2 separate regions of the Homo sapiens genome follow, and region 1 is linked to region 2. Evidence: chromatin loops called from intact Hi-C (ENCODE). Cell type or tissue: ovary. All regions are shown on one strand. Each heading gives the region's core, and the rest is flanking DNA. Links, peaks and the distances in the headings are about the cores only. Region 1 overlaps PARVB (parvin beta). Region 2 overlaps PARVB (parvin beta).

What was found. Peaks named below come from ENCODE experiments on the same cell type or tissue, not always from the same donor. Only the 100,000 strongest peaks of a DNase experiment are listed, where the experiment ranks them.
Region 1: it touches region 2 in a loop (7-fold over the local background); 2 of 110 quality-filtered maps call a loop at or near these places.

The regions. Positions count from the first base shown.
Region 1 is chr22:44,120,637-44,130,529 of GRCh38, forward strand. All of the region lies in intron 4 of PARVB (parvin beta), which reads left to right. Among named protein-coding and RNA genes, the nearest start is that of TRU-TCA2-1, 25 kb to the right of the region's middle. In ovary, for the core only: no CTCF peak of the experiment used is centred there; no DNase peak of the experiment used is centred there.
Region 2 is chr22:44,044,246-44,054,138 of GRCh38, forward strand. All of the region lies in intron 1 of PARVB (parvin beta), which reads left to right. Among named protein-coding and RNA genes, the nearest start is that of PARVB, 25 kb to the left of the region's middle. RefSeq lists enhancers at 1,835-2,384, 4,299-5,247, 7,385-8,265. In ovary, for the core only: no CTCF peak of the experiment used is centred there; a DNase peak (open chromatin) is centred at 5,518.

The DNA.
Region 1 (9,893 bases), core at 587-8,586, 76 kb after region 2:
GTAAAGGTGCTTCTTTCCTGTTAAAAAAACCACTTTTTTATTTGTTCTATTTTGGTAGAGTCAGGATCTCACTCAGTTGCCCAGGCTGGAGTGTAGTGGGGTGAACATAGCTCACTGCACCCTCAAACTCCTGGGCTCCAGTGATCCTCACACCTTGGCCTCTAGAGTAGCTAGGACTACAGATGTGTACCACCACACTTGGCTGTTTTTTTTTTTTCTTTTTTTGAAATGGAGTCTTGCTCTGTCACCCAGGCTGGAGTGCAGTGGTGCGATCTCAGCTCACTGCAACCTCCGACTCCCTAGTTCAAGTGATTCTCCTGCCTTAGCCTCCTGAGTAGCTGGGGTTACAGGCACATACCACCATGCCCAGGTAATTTTTGTTTTTTAGTAGAGATGGAGTTTCACCATGTTGGCCAGGATGGTCTTGATCTCCTGACCTCATGATCCACCCACCTCAGCCTCCCAAAGTGCTGGGATTACAGGTGTGAGCCACTGTGCCTGACTGGCTAATTGTTTTGTATTAAATTTTTAAATTTCATTTTTTTGTGTTAGAGACAGGGTCCTTGCTTTGTTGCCCAGGCCTGTTTTGTACTGGCCTGAAGCAATTCTCTCATGTTGGCCTCCCAAAGTGTTGGGACTACAGGTGTGAGCTACCATGCTCAGCCCTTCTTTCCTTTTTAATACATGGTCTCTAGAGGGGCAGACTCTGGGACTTTGTGAACGTCCTGTTCACCCATGATGCGCTCCCCATGATTTTATCATCCGCTGATTATCATTCTCTAAATTATGCTAAATATCATCTCTAAATATTATGCTGGAGGTTGCAAAATAGTGATTTCTGTATCTTTATCATGGCTTCCCCACTTATTAGCTGGCATTTTCTTCTGTAAATAAGTGCTTTTCTTCTCCTGTGTCCTTTTTTAAAAAAAAAAAATCCCCTAAAATAGAATAACACATTCCCCTGGACTGATGAATTATTTTATGTTCAAAAGAGAATGGTAATTAGATAGCAAAATCTGGGCCTTATGGGTGCTTGTGGCTCCTGGGGTGTCATTGCTTCTAGTCTCTTTAAGCCAAAAGAGGTAGCAAATATATAGTTTTTTAAAAATTGTGAGTTCACACTGCTACTTCTAATTCCAGTTCAATGCTACAAGTTTATCCCTTAACTGTCAGCATTCAGTATTCCAGTCTCCAGGGAGAACCTTGGTTCCAGAAATATATTTGCTATTTACTCTGATTGCATACAAAAATAGTGTCAGAATTACAATACCAATACCTCTATCAACTACAAACATGCTAGGTACAAGATTTCTTTGCCATTATTTTTTAAGTACAATATATCCACTAAGAGTATATAGTCAGAATTCTGTGTTCAGAACTTAACTGAATTATTTTCTTTTTGAGTGGTCATGTCATCCATTTAATGTATAAATAAATTAATTTGTTTCTCTCTGTATTTAGTTTTTGTGTATATGTTTACATTTAATTTTATTTAATATTACTTTTAAAAATGTAAAGCATTTACATGCTTCAAAAGTCAAAACTATGGAAATGACATACCTTGAAAGGTCTTAGCCAGGTGTGGTGGCTCAGCCTATCATCCCAGCACCTTGAGGGGCTGAGCCAGGAGGATCACTTGAGCCGAAGAGTTTGAGACCAGCCTGGGCAACATAGTGGGACCTCGTCTCTACAAATTACCAGTCGTGGTGATGTGCACCGTGCACCTGTATTCCCAGCTGCTCAGGAGGCTGAGGCAGGAGGATCACTTGAGCCTAGGAAGTTGAGGCTGCAGTGAGCCATGATTGTACCACTACATTCCAGCCTAGGCAACAGAGTGAGACCCTGTCGATCAAGAGAGAGAGAGAGAGAGAGAGAGAGAGAGACAGAGAGACAGAGAGAGAGAGAGAGAGAGAGAGACACAGAGACAGAGAGAGAGAGAGAGAGAGAGAGAGAGAGAGAGAGAGAGAGAGAGAGGTCTCACTGCTTTCTCTCCCACGTATACACTCCCAGGTAACAATTTTCAATGGATTCTGATTTTATCCTTCTTATGTTTCTTTACAAAAATGTCCATATACACACCTACTCATTTCCCTTTTATTCCTTGCATAAAAGGTGATGTATTTTGTACATTCTTTTACACACCCTGCTTGTTTCGCTTAATATGTTCTAGGAATCCTTGCATGTGGAGATCACCTTTCTTTTTCTTTATGGCTGCATTGTACTCCACTGTGTGGATGTTCCTTCGTTTATTCACCCAGTCTCCTATGTGGGGCATTTTTGTCATTTCTAATATTTTTCTATCACCAGTAATATTGTGGGAATATCCTCGTGCAGATGTTACAGAAACTAGAATTGTTGACCTCAAGTGTAATGGGTTGCTTCCTTGAGCTGACCACTGTAGAGGAAGGAATTCTCAAATTCTGAGAGGCTTCACCTCTCTCACCTCTGGCCTTCCCAGGTCTGTTGTGCCTTGGTTGATCTTTCCTGTAGCCACTTTCTGTCTTCCCTGGACTGTTCAGTGTGCAGACATGATGTAATATTTCCATTAAAAAATGGCTCCCTTGCTCCTGCAACACTCCAATTTCTCTGCATCACTCAAATGTATTGACCATTAGATTTGGCACCGGATGGGTCATTGGTGGCCCAGATGAGAGCAGTTTTGGCGCAGTGGTGGGGGTAACACGCTGATCGGGGAGGGTCCAGGGGCAGAGAACTGTGCCTTTGAGGTACATAATTTTGAGAGGGAGAGAGAGGAAGGGAGTGAACCTGTGGTTGCTGCAGCTGCTTTTCTTTTCAAGACAGGGTCTCACTCCATTGGCTGGCCTGGAGTGTGGGGGTACAATCATGGCTCACTGCAGCTTCCACTTCCTGGGCTCAGGTGATTCTCCCACCTTAGCCGCCCGAGTAGCTGAGAGTACAGGTGCATGCCACCATGCATGACTTATTTTTTGTATTTTTTATAGATACGAGGCTTTGCCATGTTGCCCAGGCTGATCTTGAACTCCTGGGCTCAAGCAATCCACCCACCTCAGCCTCCCAAAGTGTGGGGTTTACAGGCATGAGCCACTGCGCCTGGCCAATACGAGGCTTTGCCATGTTGCCCAGGCTGGTCTTGAACTCCTGGGCTCAAACAATCCACCCACCTCGGGCTCCCAAAGTGTGGGGTTTATAGGCATGAGCCACTGCGCCTGGCCATAGTAGCTCCTTTTCATGTCTGTCCACTGGGAACCATGCAAGCTGCCTGCTGAAATTACGTGGATGGAGCCCCTGGCACAGTGCCTGGCACAGGTCTGTCGTCAATAAGCAGGAGTTGTTATTGCTGTTGTTTTTTAAACAGACAAATAAATGCCAAGAGCAGAACTAAGGAGTATCTGGCTCGCTGCTGGGTACCCCATCCACCCCAAGTCCCCTGGGTGACTGGCACATGACAAATATTTGTTGATTAAGTCAATGAAAGAATTCCTGCAGTTTCATTACCTATGAAGATTGTGGGGTCCTCTTGTGGGACATGAAAGGGGGACAGATAGATGAGTATTGTTTGGATTTTTGGTCCTCAGTGCCATCCACAGACTCCAGAAGGGATCAGCTATTTGCTGAACAATCTTTCAGTTCTCATAGAGCCCTGATATGTTTTCAGGGTCCACAAATGCCTGTGACGGTGGCCTCAAGAACCCAGTGTCCCCTTGTAGGTGGGATAGCATACCTCTTAAAGGTCAGCATGAGATTCCACCCATGTCATCCCCAGCATTGGTGGGGTCAGCAGATCCTCTCTCTGGGGTTTCTTTTCTGCTCAACCTCCCTGCTTTGATGGACTGCACAGACAAGCCCCATCTTGGTGGAAGGGTCTCCCCATGGGCTGTCCTGGAGGGTCACTCCCACAGATATGCCCCATCCTGGTGGAAGGGTCTCCCTGGGGGCTGTCCTGGAGGGTCAGTCCCACAGACAAGCCCCATCCTGTGGGAGGGTCTCCCCGTGGGCCATCCTGGAGGGTCAGTCCCACAGACAAGCCCCATCCTGGTGGAAGGGTCTCCCCGTGGGCCGTCCTGGAGGGTCACTCCCACAGACAAGCCCCATCCTGGTGGAAGGGTCTCCCCATGGGCCATCCTGGAGGGTCACTCCCTCAGGGCAGGGCTGGTGACTGGGGTGGGATCATGTTTTTCTCCGCTGTTGTGACAGAGGAGTATCTGCTGCAGGGGATACGTGGACTGCGGGGGGACTGCCACAAGGATGTGAATGGGTAGGGGGTGGGGTGCTGTTTAGGAGAGAGAGAGACTAGGGGAGCCCCTGCCAGAGAAACTTGGCCCTGAAAACACAGGGGTGCAGCATCTGTAGCTGCCTCTGGACAGAGTTTGCACACTCTGCACAAATGGCTCTTACAGACCAGCTCTTGGAGGGAAACCTCCTAGGCTTGTGACAGGTGGTGGTGAGGGTGGGGGGATGAGGTGCTGGGGAGGCCATGTCCCATAACTCACTCTGAAGGACACAGTGATGCTTGGACCACATTGTTTGTCCTTATTCATCTGGCCCTCAGAAAGTATATTTGGAGGGAAACATGTCTGTGTTTGTTTTGGTCACACATTCATTCATTCATCTGATGAATGAATGTTCATTGGCTTACATGTGTCGGGTGGCTCTTGGCTGTAGAGACACAGTGGGAAACAAGAGAGATGAGCCCCGCACCCTGCGCCTGCCCACTCCCCCAGCACACATTCTAGCAGAGTGAAGAAAGAGAAGTATTATGGGGTGGAGTGGTTCAACCTGAAACCTAGATGATGTTTTAAAGGAATGACAAGTGCTAGGAGGAAAGTAATAGAAGGTTATGGGGTACAGTGGTGGGTGGGGGTTGGGGAAGGCAATCCAGGGAAGCTCCTCTGGGGAGGCGACATCTGAGCACATGTCTGCACAGTGAGCTTGGGAAGGGCGTTCTGGGCTGAGGCTCTAAAGCGAGAAAGAGCCTGTTGTGTTGGAGGAGCAGTGAAAAGAAGCGGAGGCGGGGCCCAGGTGGCAGAGAGGGAGGGAGAGAGCCAAGAGATGAGGCTGGGGCCAGATCTCATTCAGCCCTGCTAGACAACAGTCTATTCCAAGTGACAGGAAGCCATTGGAGGTTTTGGGTAGGGCTGTGACGTGGATTGGGTTAGAGTTTAAAAGGTCACTTAGGCTTCTGGGTGCAGGATGGATGGGGAGGAGAGTCAGGAGTTGGAACTGAGAGATCAGTCAGGACACCATTGCCATGGCCCAGGCATCTGATGAAGTAGCTCAGCCCCCAGAGTGGAAGGGCAGACATGGGGAGGTACTGTACAGTTAAACTGCCATAGGAACCAAGACTGATGGCCAGGTTTGTGGCTTGAGCAACTGGTAAATGGGAAGCCGTTGGGAGTAGGGTGGGAGGTTGGGAAGGCGGGGGTCTGTGTTGTACATGCTGGGGCTGAGATACCTGCCCTTTTGGAGGTGATGCTGAGCAGGTGAGCCTGGAGTCCAGGCTGCAGTGTACGTGTGAACCCAGCAGCACTGAGCTGATGTTTAGCACCGTGGGACTGCACGGCTTCACCCAAAGAGGGTGTTCCAAATTTTATTTGGCTGAATGCCGAATGCCCAAGAATTAACATCTATATTTGGCTAAGGTGAGAATCCCCATCTTAGAATGAGATCCCATGGTACAAGAATAAGTCTGAAATGTTCATCAAGATTGTGTCATAATTATCACAATTTTATTATTAAAAACGTTAGTGGCCAAAGTTTTGATGTTTTGCATTGCAGTATCAGTACAGTCACACCCAGCACTGTTGGGTACCACTTGCTCTTGAGGTCTTCAAACCAGACATTTGTGATGCTAGATGCTCACTTTCAACTCAGAAGGCTGGAGGAGCACGTGGACCTTTGGCTGATGCTGTCTGAAGGGATACTCCTCATGTGAAGCTGCCCCTGGGCTGTCAGTTTTTCTCTCTCTGAGTGGCTGGTTATGGTAGAGACTTACCTCCTCTTTGATCTTGGATGTGAAGATTGGGCTGTTGCTGGTGATGGCCCTCTGTTGAAGCAGTCCCCCCAATTGGTACTTTGCTCCCTACCTGAAGCAGATATTTTCTAATATTTTCAGAAGCAAACTTGAGTGTTTTGTTCACTTTCATTTTTTATTTCTGATTCTTTTGCCTGCACCTGTGGCTTCTCCCACCCAATGACTTGAAACAGTATGTCAGCAAGCCTTGTATCTGGCAGCCTGGCTGTGGAACTGGCCCTCAGAATCTCAGGACAGGCTCTGAATTTGCATCTGCATCTCAGCCGTGGTTGCCTGTAAACCATGCCAGTGCCTTCTATAGAGCAGAATTACAGGGGCATCTTTAAAGCTGCATCTTCCCCTCTCAAGGCACATCCTTTTGGTTCCCTCTTCAGTTAGTGCTAGCAAATGCAGCACTTACTCCGGAGTTGCTGTGATTGTCCATGAGTCCTGCTATATCAGTTGTGTTATCCATAAAGTATAACATGAGGCTTCCTTTGGCTCAAGCAGCCTTTTTCTTGTGGAGTAGCTGCTGTTCCATCTTGTTTGAATAATCACATAAGCACTTGAGAAGGCAATTCTAAAATCTCTTGAGTGTCAAGTGGTTTGACATATTAAAACCACTTTTTTTTTTTGTACTGAAAAAAAGAACAGTGGACTAGAATATTCAGATAGTAACACAGCATCAGAATGTCTTGCCTCATTTTGTGAATGTTGTTACACTGAAATGACATAATATACTGTTGATGTGAGATCCTCTTGATGTGATACTACTGATGTGATCACCTGATCCTTGAGCTCCAGGATGCCAGGAATGACACTGATGTAGGCATTCAGCTCTTTGGCTTTCCAAAGGCAGAAGCCCAAACCAAATAGGAGATTTTAGCTGAATACCAAGGTCAAAGCCAACTTCTGTGCATCCGTAGTAGAGAAGAGGTCTGAGGACTGGGTCTGGGCTGTCAGCCATTAGTGGTCAGGAAGAGGAAGTTCTGGCAAAGGTCAGTCACAAGGGAGGGGGAGCCAGAGGAGTGTTGCATTCAGGAAGGGTAAAGGAGGTGTTTCTAGGAGGTGAGAGGAGGAAAGAGAACAGACTTCTGGTTTGGCCATGTGGAAATTGCCCAGAGTGAACCAGCAGGACCCCTGAGGAGTCCCTCTTCTTTTTTTTTTTTTCTCTTGAGATAGTGTCTCACTCTGTTGCCCAGGCTGGAGTGCAGTGGCGTGATCACAGCTCACTGCAGCCTTGACCCCTAGGCTTGGATGATCTTCCCACCTCAGCTTCCCCGGGAAGCTGGGATCACAGATGCATACCACCATGCCCAGATAATTTTTGTATTTTCTGTAGTGCTGAGGTTTTGCCATGTTGCCCAGGCTAGTCTTGAACTGGGCTCAAACGATCCTCCCACCTTGGCCTCCCAAAGTGCAGGGATCACAGGGATGAGCCACTACACCCAGCCGAATCCCTCTTCTTGAGAGAAGATTCTGGAAGCAGCTGCCGGGTTCTCTGCCACATGCCAGGTTTCTGGGGGTGTAGCTCCCCTGTGTTTGCAGTGCAGCCCTCAAGGTAGACTGCATATGGCCAGAGTGAGGTGCCCGTGCTGTGGGAGCTCCTGGCTGTCGTCCTGCTGGTCACTCACGGGCACACCCTCTCCTTGTGAAGGTGAAGTTCTTCATCACATGTGTACTCAACCCCCATGTGGCCATCACTCAGGGTCACCTGCTACATGGGAGAATCCTCCCCAGTTTTCTCTCTTTCTGTGCTAGGAAGATAGGGGTCCTGGCCACAACAGAGCCCTGAGCTGCTCCTGCGGCCCCCGCCAGTGGGCACAGTGATGTCTGATGATGCAAGTGATCATGTGCCGTATTCTCTGTTGCACAGGAGTCACCCAAGACCCAGCCTAAGGCAGCACACAGGCATGGCCAGTCTCTTTGGTCTCTGTTGCCTGCTGTTTCCACCACCAAATTCATATTTTCAAGTCCTACATGCAGGGCCCACCCATGTGACCTCATTTTACCTTAACTGCCTCTTTAAATACAGGCACATTGCAAGGTATGAGAGCCTCGCCCACTAGGAGAGATGGGTAGCCTGGCAGCCTCCCACTGTCCCTGCTACCAGCCAGCCCTGCAGGTTGAACCTCGGAATGTGACTGTATTTATAGAGATAATAATAGGCTGGGTGTGATGGCTCACACCTGTAATCCCAGCACTTCCGGAGGCTGAGGTGGGCAGATCACTTGAGGTCAGGAATTCGAGACCAGCCTGATCAACATGGTGAAACCCTGCCTCTACTAAAAATACAAAAATTACCTGGGCGTGGTGGCACATGCCTGTAATCCCAGCTACTCGGGAGGCTGAGGCAGGAGGATCGCTTGAACCTGGGAGGCAGAGGTTGCAGTGAGCTGAGATGGTGCCATTGCACTCCAGCCTGGGTGACGAGAGTGAAACTCCATCTCAAAAAAATAAAAAAATTAAAAGAGGTAATGAAAGTAAAATGAGGCCATACGAGTGGGTGGGCCCTAATTCAATATGTCTAGGGTTCCTATAAAAAGAGGAGATTAGGACACAGACATGCACAGAGGGAGACCAAGTAAGGACACAGGAAGGAGAGGGCAGCCATCTACAAGCCAGGAGAGGGGCCTCAGAAGGGTCTACCCTGCCGGTGCCTTGATCTTGGACTTCTGGCCTCCAGAGCTGTGACATAAATCTCCGTTGTTTAAGCCGCACGGTGTGTGGCATGCTTCGTTGCAGCAGCCCAGACAAACGAATCCAGTGTCCTCCGCTCCTCTGCCGACTCCTCTTCCTCCACCCTGGGTGACGTGGCCATGTTCAGTCTGCGGGGCCGGATGGTGGCAGGTGCAACGGGGGCGCGTCAGGCTTCCCATCTCCCTGGTGGGCGAGGCTCTCAGACCACCCAGTTCTGTATGATCCTATCTCTCTCCTTCCTTCTCCAAGCTGCCCTGCTCTGCCCTTTCCATGGTTGTTGAACACCTGTGGGACCTACTTGCTCTCTACTTCCAGGGCGCAAATTCAGACAGACAGCTGTGGATGACTCAGCGAGGAGCTGTTAGATCCAGATGGAGGGAAATCAGATGAATAAGCGGGAATCGTTTCCACTCCCCTGCAGGATGTGTTTTGTTGGGCTGCTTTGTTTTTTCTCTTGCAGTCATTGCCACCCAATCAGATGTTTTTTACGGGTGTTTATCTCCCCACTAGGGACCTCTGTTATCTGTGCCATATCCAGCACCTAGGACAGTGCCTGTCCCATAGTAGGTGTTCAGTCCCTATCTGTGAGCCAACAAACGCATGATCGAAGGGGTATTCCGAGCCCAGCAGGCCTTGCTCTAGAATTTTATTATCTTGAAAGGGATGCCAAAGCTGTTTGTTTTCTAATTGAGGGAGGGGAGGCTGCTGGGGAGATAACACTGAAGACATGGGGGCCTCCAGCTAAAATGTTTTAAACAGAACTTTGTGCTGGGAACCACTTGCAAAACAGAAACCCCATTTGTGACTGGCCTGGACTTGATTGCTTTCATGATGGCATGTCAATGCCGCGTCACTGACAGCAGCTGTGTATTGAAGGCTCTGTGCTGAGTGCTTGCAGTCACCCTCCCAGTGAACCATCTCACGATGCTCTGTGACGTCGCTTTTGTTGTTTTGCAGAGTGGATCTATCAGTAAACACTGGAGTCTTAGAATCGAAGACTAGCAGGGAAACTGGGGGTCCTTCCTGCTGTGTGGCCCTGCAGCGGGCGTGGGGTGGGGCGCTGGTGGCCGGCACCTGCCAGTACCTACTGCTAACAAAAGGGAAATTGAAGGAGGTGCAGGCTGGGCTGGAGCTCAGTCTCAGTAATTGAATCTTGATGAAATGTGACAGTTCTTGTCTGTGCTCCTCCGGATTGTTTCCT
Region 2 (9,893 bases), core at 1,280-9,279:
AATGGCCCGATCTCGGCTCACTGTAAGCTCTGCCTCCTGGGTTCACGCCATTCTTCTGCCTCAGCCTCCCGAGTAGCTGGGACTACAGGCACCCGCCACAGTGCCTGGCTAATTTTTTGTGTTTTTAGTAGAGACAGGGTTTCACCGTGTTAGCCAGGATGGTCTCGATCTCCTGACCTCGTGATCCGCCCGCCTAGGCCTCCCAAAGTGCTGGGATTACAGGCGTGAGCCACCACGCCCGGCCTGTTTTGTATTTTTGAGATGGAATCTCGCTCTGTCGCCCAGGCTGGAGTGCAGTGGCATGATCTTGGCTCACTGCAACCTCTGCCTCCCGGGTTCAAGTGATTTTCATGCCTCAGCCTCTAGAGTAGCTTGGACTACAGGCATGCACCACCACACCCAGCTGATTTTTGTATTTTTAGTAGAGACGGGGTTTTACCATGTTGGCCAGGTGGGTCTCAAACTCCTGACCTCAAGTGATCCACCTGCCTTGGCCTCCCAATGTGCTGGGATTACAGGCATGAGCCACTGTGCTTGGCTTGGGAGAGCAACTTTTAAACTCTCTTTTTATTTTGGATCCATGGTAAGAAATATATTTCCATAAAAACCCCAGTTCAAGCATACATTTACCTATATCCATGAATAAAAGTTTCATGAAATGATATCTTCCTATAAGCACACTGACGTTTGCTACTCTACTGTTCTTTCATTTCATTAAAGAAACGTGCTGTCCAGGCAATCTCAGTACTTTGGGAGGCCGAGGCAGGAGGATTGCTTGAGCCCGGTGGTTTGAGACCAGCCTGGTCAACATAGCAAGACCCCATCTCTACAAAAAATAAAATTAGTCTGGCGTTGTGTTGTGTGCCTGTGGTCCCAGCCACAGGTGCCCCTGCAGGGGCAGGGGGCTTTCAGGTGGGAGGATCGCTTGAGCCCAGGAGTTTGAGGCTGCAGTGAGTTATGATTGCACCACTGCACTCCAGCCTGGGTGACAAAGAGAGAGTCTCTGTCTAAATAAATAAATAAATACATACATACATAAAATATGCTAGTCACAGTTTCCTAAATGGATTTTATGACTCATTGAGTCAAAATGATAGTTTTAAAATGTTGCTAAGAGAGATGTAAGGAGGAAAATGTGTTGGTGAGTGTTGAGGAGCCCAACTTCTTTTGAGAAATCATTGTTGGATCTGGTGTCTCATGTGTTACCCTGGGGTTTCAACTCCTGTTTGCTCATTCAGTTATTCATTGATCACCCTGTCTTCCAGGCATGCAGTCATTCATTCAAGGTGATTATTGAGCTCCCCTTGAGAGCAGGTATGGGGCTGGGGGTTGGAGATCCAGTGAGTGGTCCTGCTTGAGAGACTGGCCCTGCCCACATGGCACTAGTGGGCTGGGACTCTCCCATCACTCTTGTCTCCATCTTGTTGTGCACTGTTGATGCTCCATTGAATGATCTTGGCATCTTTGCTGAAAATCAGTTGATCATCAATGTATGGATTTATTTCTGAGCTTTCAATTCTATTATGTTGATCAACAGGTCTGTCTTTATGTTAGTACTACACTGTCTCTATCACTGTAGCTTTGCAGTACGTTTTGAAATTGGCAAATATGACACTTCCCACTTTGTTCTTCAACCTTGTGTTGGCTATTTGGGATCCCTCGAGATTCCGTATGAGTTTTAGGGCGTGATTTTCTATTTCTGCAACGAGCCACCATTGGAATTTTGGGAGGAATTGTACTGAATTTGAGAATTGCTTTGGGTAGTATCTTTAACAACACGAAGTCTGCCAGTCCATGAACATAGGATGTCTTTCCACTTCCTTAAGTCTTCTTTAATTTCCCTTCGCAATGTTTTGTGGTTTTCAGGGTACGAGTCTCTTGCCTCTCCAGGCAGATTTATCCCTGGGTGGCTTATGCTTTCGGATGCTGTTGTCAGTGGGATTGTTGTCCTTGCCAGTGGTCGCTGAGCCCAGCTGCAGCCTTGTCTTGCACTGCAGGGTGTCTGTGTCACCTACTTGCCTAGTTCTGGCCACTTTTCTTGCAGGAAGTCAGAAGTGTACTGATCTGGAGTAGGACCCTTAGCACAACAGAGCTGCTCCTTGGTGCTAGGAGATGCGTCCTGAGGCTGGCCATCCATGTCAGAGGACCTGGCGCCTCACCCTCATCATGGGATATCACTGACCACCAGTGGGGGATGCATCTCTGCTGGGCTTGGCCTGCAAGGTAGGAGCTGACTGCAGGAGTGGGAAAGAGCCCATGGCCCCTGAGGGGGCCTACAGTTGGCTCTCCTGTGGTTACTTGGCATGTTTGATAGACGCCTGGGTCTGGCACAGAGAACACTGCCCGCTGACAATCATTGAGCCTCGGCAGGCTGGCCCCGATGACATGTTATCTCCCCACACAGTCCCTGGACACACTTGATTAAAGGTGCTTATTACTTTCATAGTGTTGGCTGGAGTGATGTGATAACTCCACAAAAGGTTCTGGCAGAATCCCAGACCTTGGGGTGTTCCCACCAGTGTCTCTGTGTTCAAAGTTCAGCACAGTGTGGGGTGGCAGGAGATGGGAACTTGGAGACTGAGGCCAGAGTCTGCTGACTTGAGCCTCTGCTGAGGTCCTTATCAGTGCCGGGAGAGCAGCAGCCTAATCTCAAGATGGTTTAGAGGATTTAGCGGGGGCGTGCATGCAGAGTTGAGAACTGGCTCCTGGGTCGGTGTGCGGGGGGTGGGGATGGCCCGGGGGCCGTAGCTACAGTTTGTCTTCCTTCCCCCACCGGCAGAGGTGAAGAGAGGTGTTTTGTCCTGGAGCCACCAGGCCTATCCATGGAGGAGCAGAGCTTCACATGGAGCCTGTGCCCCGTCTTAGTCTATTTCGTGTTGCTATAAAGGAACACTAAGGCTGGCTAATGCATAAAGAAAAGAGGTTTACTTGGCTCCTGTTTCTGCAGGCTGTACGTGGCACTGGCATCTGGTTCTGGGGAGGCCTCAGGGGCTTCTCCTCATAGTGGAAGGTGAAGAGGGAGCAAGAAAGGGAGAGGAAGGAGGTGCCATGCTCTTTTCTAAGAAAACAGAAACACAGCTGCATTATTTTAAGCAAAACACATATTGGCTTAGGTCGCTGTATTCATCTCCCAGGGCTGTGGCACCAAGGCACCAGACACTGGGTGGCTCTTTGGGAGGCCAAGGCAGGCAGATCACTTGAGGTCAGGAGTTGGAGGCCAGGCTGGTCAACATGGCGAAACCCCATCTCTACTGAAAATACCAAAATTAGCCGGGCATGGTGGCATGAACCTGTAATCCCAGCTATTTGGGAGGCTGAGGCAGGAGAATCACTTGAACCCAGGAGGCGGAGTTTGCAGTGAGCTGAAATTGTACTATTGCACTCCAGCTTGGGCAACTGAGCCAGACTCCATCTAAAAAAAATAAAAAATAAAAAACCCAGCAGAAGTGGATTCTCTCACAGTTATGGAAGCCACAAGCTTCTAGGGGTTAGAATTCCAACATATCTTTTTTTGGGGAAAGAGGGGCATAATTCCCCATAGAAGAGCCTGTAATCTCAGGGAGCCTTGACCCAGGTATTTGACGTTGGTGTAATCTACTTGTGTATGTGTATTGGTGGACAAAGGGGATGGCCTCACATCCCTTCAGCATCTTGGGGGTGGGCGGTGCCTCCCCTCCGGCTCCCCTGAGTCAGCCCCGGGGAAGACCAATTGTGGGGCTGGATGGTGTGGGAACCCCCAGCTCCGTCCTGTCTCCAGCCATCAGTGAGGTGTGCTTGGCCATTCCCCACAGGACCAGTGGGCGGGATGGGGCAGCTTTGCAGTTGGAGAGGATGGGGGTTCAGGCAGGCAGAACAGATGCGCGGACACAGAAGAGCTGTGCAGAATGTGGAGTTGAGCTTCCTGGAAGGCCCATAGGAGAGGCGAGACTGAAATCTTCTTGATACTTTTTCACTGGGGCCTGAAAGCCTGGTGCAGAATGAAACTGAAAGCACTTGTCTCGTTGAGCAAATCATTCAACTTTGTTATTTCTGTAATTGAAATAATTCCTGGCATTAATTATGTGGAGAGCACTCATGACCATGTGGACATATCTTTTGGGGGCACATGAACTGAGGGTAATAATTTCGCTCGAATTTTTTTTTTGAGATGGAGTCCTGCTGTGTCGCCCAGGCTGGAGTGCAGTGGCGTGATCTCGGCTCACTGCAACCTCCACCTCCTGGGTTCCAGCAATTTTCCTGCTCTAGCTTCCCCAGTAGCTGGGATTACAGGTGCCCACCACCATGCCCGGATAATTTTTATATTTTTTAATTTTATTTTTATTTATTTATTTTTTGAGACGGAGTCTTGCTCTGTCACTCAGGCTGGAGTGCAGTGGCACAATCTCAGCTCACTGTAACCTCCGCCTCCAGGCTTCAAGCGATTCTCCTGCCTCAGCCTCCCAAGTAGCTGGGATGACAGGAGTCCGCCACCATGCCTGGCTAATCTTTGTATTTTTAGTAGAGACAGGGTTTCACCATGTTGGTCAGGCTGGTCTCAAACTCCTGACCTCATGATCCGCCTGCCTCGGCCTCTCAAAGTGCTGGGATTACAGGCATGAGCCACTGTGCCTGGCCTAATTTTTGTACTTTAGGTGGGATTTCATCATGTTGGCCAGGCTAGTCTCGAGCTACTGATCTCAGGTGATCTGTCCACTTTGGCCTCCTAAAATGCTGGGATTACAGGTGTGAACCACTGCGCCTGGCCTATTTCACTCCATTTTGCCGAGGAGGGAACAGAAGTGTGGAGTCCTCCCAGCCACATGGCCTCGGATCCGGGCTGCAGGTCCAGGCTTTCCGGCTCCAGGGCTGGTGCCCTCTGTCCTGTGCCACTTCCCCTGCAAAATGAGATGAAAATGAGTCTCATTTTACGATGAGGAAACTGAGGCCCTGAGAGAGGGTGAGAAACCAGGTCTCTGGCTGAATGCACCTCTCACTGAAGACATCTCCGGGTGGAAATGTTCTGAGAGCTGCTGTGTGTGCTGGTGTCAGAATGAACAATACCCATAGTGCTTGGCGTAGACAATCAGCAAAGCTAGGGACCCGTTTTCTCCTCCCAGCCCCCTTTCTCACTTCAGGCCCTAGACAAGAATCGGAGGTCCGTTTCTCAAGTTTAGCTCCTGTCTGATTAAATTTGAGGTTCGTTTCTCAAGTTTAGCTCTTGTCTGATTAAATTTGGATTTGCTCCACTCTTTTTCACGGGCATAAAAATATCTGCGGAGTGAAAATGTGTGCAGAGGATGCACTGCGTGCAGGCTGCGGCTCGAGGTCAATCAGATTCCTCCAGCGATAAAAGGCCTGCTGAGGAAGCGGCCCCACTCCCAGCACAGCCCCATTGATTGGCTTTTATTTTCCTCTGTTGCTGGAGTGATCCAATTTGAAGCCCTGTTTCTGAGCATGTTGCAAGGAACCCTAGGGGCTGCCATAGCCCTGGAGATACTGGCTGGAAATCAAATTCAAATTGGTGCTTTCTTCCTATTAAAGCAGGAGACCTCTGCCCGGGAACGGGCCATTTGGGGGCTCAGCCATCTGGCACATGGAGTGAGTAGGTTTTATTGCCAAAGCCGTCCCGGCCTTGGCCTCAGCCTCTGTGTGGCTCTGGTGGGGAGTGTGTCTCGATGTTGTACTGTGAATAAGCCCCATGCCTACTTGAGTTTGGGGTTTCTGTTTTACCTACACTTCCATATTGTGGGCATGTGGCTGCGGAAATGTGCCTGCACCTGGACTCGCTGTCACTCACTGGCTTCTCGTGGTACAGCCTAGGGAGGGTTGCCCCAGCCGTATTTAGTTCTTCCTGCCTCAGATGAACGGGCCTCCTCTCCCAGCTCCTAATCAGGAGGGCAGAGTCTCGTTGGCGGCTCTCCTGTCCTGCTGCCACTGCCTTTACACTTCTTCAGATATGCGGCCGTCTTAAGGTGTAAATGCCTTCCTCTGTTTCCCAGTGGTTATCTAAAGCAAGGATTGGCAAACAGAATCCACACCATAGATTTGAGGTATGTTTGTTGTCCTCTTTCCTTCTTAAACTGTTAGTAAACAAGACATTCCTACAGGTGACCCCTTTCGGCCTTTTTTTTTTTTTAAGACTGAGTTTCGCTCTTGTTGCCCAGGCTGGAGTGCAATGGCGCCATCTCAGCTCACTGCAACCTCCGCCTCCCGGGTTCAAGTGATTCTCCTGCCTCAGCTTCCCAAGTAGCTGGGATTACAGGTGCCTGCCACCATGCTAATTTTGTATTTTTAGTAGAGATGGGGTTTCTCCATGTTGGTCAGGCTGGTCTCGAACTCCTGACCCCAGGTGATCCTCCCACCTCAGCCTCCTAAAGTGCTGGGACTACAGGTGTGAGCCACTGCGCCTGGCCAGTCCTGCACTCTTCAAGTTTCTATGTGTTGCAGACTGGTGGGGTAGCAATATCAGTTAGAGAGACAGGACTGGGGTCACTTGTCCCCTGTTAGCTCAGTGACCTTGAGCTCAGCTTAGACACATTGTCTCTGAACACTGTGCTGATGGCAACACCTCTCTCACCTGTCTTGCAGTCTTATTTGAGGAATTAAATGCAATAACCTGGGAGAAAGTGCAGGTATGAAGTCAGGGCACACAGCCCGTCACCAGGAGCTTGAAGGAGGAGAAGAGTGGGTGGGGATGTGAGCACAGAAGCTGAGGCGGGGGCTGAGCCGGGTGTGTATTTCTGCCTGTGCCACAGGGACACCCCTTTCAGGCACTGGGCGCCTAGCTCCTGTTGTCTCATCTCCTAAGAGAGTCTCGGGAGGCCTGAGACTCCCTCACTGCTGCGGGCTTCAAGAGCAGCATCTGTGCTGAGTAACAGCCATGGGGGCAGAAGCAGAGATCTCCCGTGACAGAGTAGTTAGGCAGCCGTAAAAATCCTACCACCAGCTCGTGGAAAAGGTCTCATTTGACAGGTGCCATGCCGTCAAAGACTTGTGCTCTGCAGCTGCAAATTCCCAACTGAAAAATATCAACAATTCTTACGAAGAGAGAAGGGGAGCCCTGCAAAGCTGTTGTGTCACCCCGTCTGTTTGTAGGCGCTGGGGGGATTGATGATGAGGTGGGGACTGTTCGGCTGGCCACACTGCCATTGTAGATAGCCTGTGACTCTGTGGCTGGCGCCTGGCTGGCCTCAGTGAAGCCCTTCAGTCCCAGCTCTGACCATGTCTCTGTGGAGAGACAAGCAGGTGATAGTGTTGGGTGGGCAAGGCTGTGCTGGTGGCCTGCTTAGCAACAGCAGGAAAAGGAAGGAGATAACCACCCCAACCTTTCTTGCTGGAAGGAGCCCTTCCTGTTGTCGGCGCTGTGTGTAACCAATGAGGCGAATGCCGGGAAGCGCTTGGTTTGTGTCAATGAGGGGAGAGGATTGTGCAGAAGTGCAGGAAGGGACCATGGGAGGAAATTGAGTGAAGGTCTCTGTTAGGGGTTTGTGTTCCCCTAAAAGGTATGTCCAGGTCCTAGTCTCCAGCCCTTGGGACTGTCACCTTATTTGGAAATAGGGTCTTTGCAGATGTGCTTAAGACGAGGCCTGTCTGAAGTAGGGTGGGCCCCTAATTCAATGTGACTGGGGCCTTTATGGGGAGAGGAGGCAGGACACAGACAGACACGGGACACAGAGGCTGGACAGAGATTGGAGAGATGCTGCCACAAGCCAAGATGCACCGAGGACTGATGGCCACCACCAGAAACTGGGAAGAGGCCAGGACGGATCCTCGCCTGGAGCCCTCAGTGAGAGCACGGCTCTGCCGACACCTTGATCTCAGACTTCTGGCCTCCAGAACTGGGAGAGAATCGACGTCTGTTGTTTTAAGCTGCCAGTTTGAGGTACTTTGTTAAGGTGGCCACAGGATGCGAATACAGTCACCATCTGGCCTTTGATCTTCTAATTGCCTCGGCGGTTCTCCTGCCAGTAAGGGTTGTGAGTGAAACTTGAAGGTCACAGTTGGAAATCAAGTTAAAAGAATTAAGCTGGAAGTGCAACATGAGAGTCCGTCACCCTGAGAGGCGGTGTGAATGCCAAACACAGGCAGGCAGGGCTGGACCTGCATAAATTGTGGTTCGACAGCACCGGGAGAAAGAAGGCCCGGGCCTGCTCTCCTCACCTGATTCTGGGAATGCCGAACCTACCTGTGTTCCTGATATCACCCCAGTGCTAACTTCCCACCCCTTGAAAATGTCAAAACATTGTGTTATGAATGTTCTTCATTGAGCAACTGCGATCTCTTTCTGTAAAGATCCAGAGAATATTTCAGCCTCTGTGAGCCATCCTGCCTCTGTAGGAATGAATCAACTCTGCCTTGGAAGCATGAAAGCCCCTATAGACAGTTCATAAGCATAGCCGTGGCTGCGTCCCCCTGAAGCTACAAAAGTAGGTGGGGGGCTGGGTGTGGTGGCTCATGCCTGTAATCCCAGCACTTTGGGAGGCTGAGGCAGGCGGATTGCTTGAGCCCAGGAGTTCAAGACCAGCCTGAGCAACATAGCAAGACCCTGTCTCTACAACAAATACAAAAATTAGTTGGGTGTGTTGGTGCTCACCTGTAGTCTCAGCTACTTGGGAGGCTGAGGTGGGAAGATCCCTTGAGCTCAGGAGGTTGAGGCCACAGTGAACTGTGATTGTGCCACTGCACCCCAGCCTGGGAGACAGAGCAAAGCCCTATCTCAAAAAACAAAACAAAACAAAACAAAACACCCAAAAAGACAGGTGGTGGGCCAGATTTGCTCACTGGCTGCAGTTTGCCAATCTATGGTTTAAACCAACAATTTAAATAACACACACACATCTTTGTATGATGTTACACATCTTTTTTTTTTTTTTTTTTGAGATGGAGTCTTGCTCTGTCTCCCAGGCTGGAGTGCATTAGTGTGATCTCGGCTCACTGCAACCTCTGCCTCCTGGGTTCAAGCAATTCCCCTTCCTCAGCCTCCCGAGTAGCTGGGATTAGAGGCATACACCACCTCGCCCAGCTAATTTTTGTATTTTTAGTAGAGACAGGGTTTCACCATGTTGGCCAGGATGGTCTCGAACTCCTGCCCTCATGATCCGCCCTCCTTGGCTTCCCAAAGTGCTGGGATTACAGGCATGAGCCACCGCGCCCAGCCTGATGTTACATTTTCTAGAAGTTCTCAGTGATGGGCATTTAAAGGATTCGGCTGCTGCTCCCTGTGGCTTTCACAGCGCTGCCCTGAATGGGTGTTAGGGCACCGTACAGGTAGCGGGGATGCCTGGGAAAGCCCAGACTCACAGCAACACAACAACAGTTAACAGACTCCAGTGACCAAATGTGTGGGTTTTTCCTGCACCAACTGGCGGATACCAGCTGGATGTCCCCTAGTTCAATTCAATTCAGTTCTGACTCCACCTACCTGGAGATGGCATCAGATCCCACAGGGTGAGGGCTCAGTCTCCCAAGACTCTGAACAGTGGCTGTAAGTCAGGGTTCCCACAGCCCCATCTTTGGGTTCAATTAATTTGCTAGGGTGACTCACAGAACTCGGGGAAACATTTACTTATATTTCCTGGTTTATTATAAAGGATATTACAAAGGATACAGATGAGGAGATACATAGGGTGAGGTGTAGGGAAAGGGGTGCAGAGCTTCCATGCCCTCTCTGGGCGTGCCACTTTGCCAAAACCAAGCATCCAGTCTCTGGAAGCTCCCTGAATCCTGCCTTCCTGGGCCTTTTATGGAGCCTCATTGGATATGCACGATTGACAGCCATGTAGAAATAGGATTGGACAGCAAGGGTGTGATCTAACACTAACAGATGGACTGGGGAGGCCCTGCAAGACCTATCTGTGCAGCCTTCCTTCCTCCAAGGTGTGGGGGCCCCTCTCTGGAGTGAGGGTCTCATTACT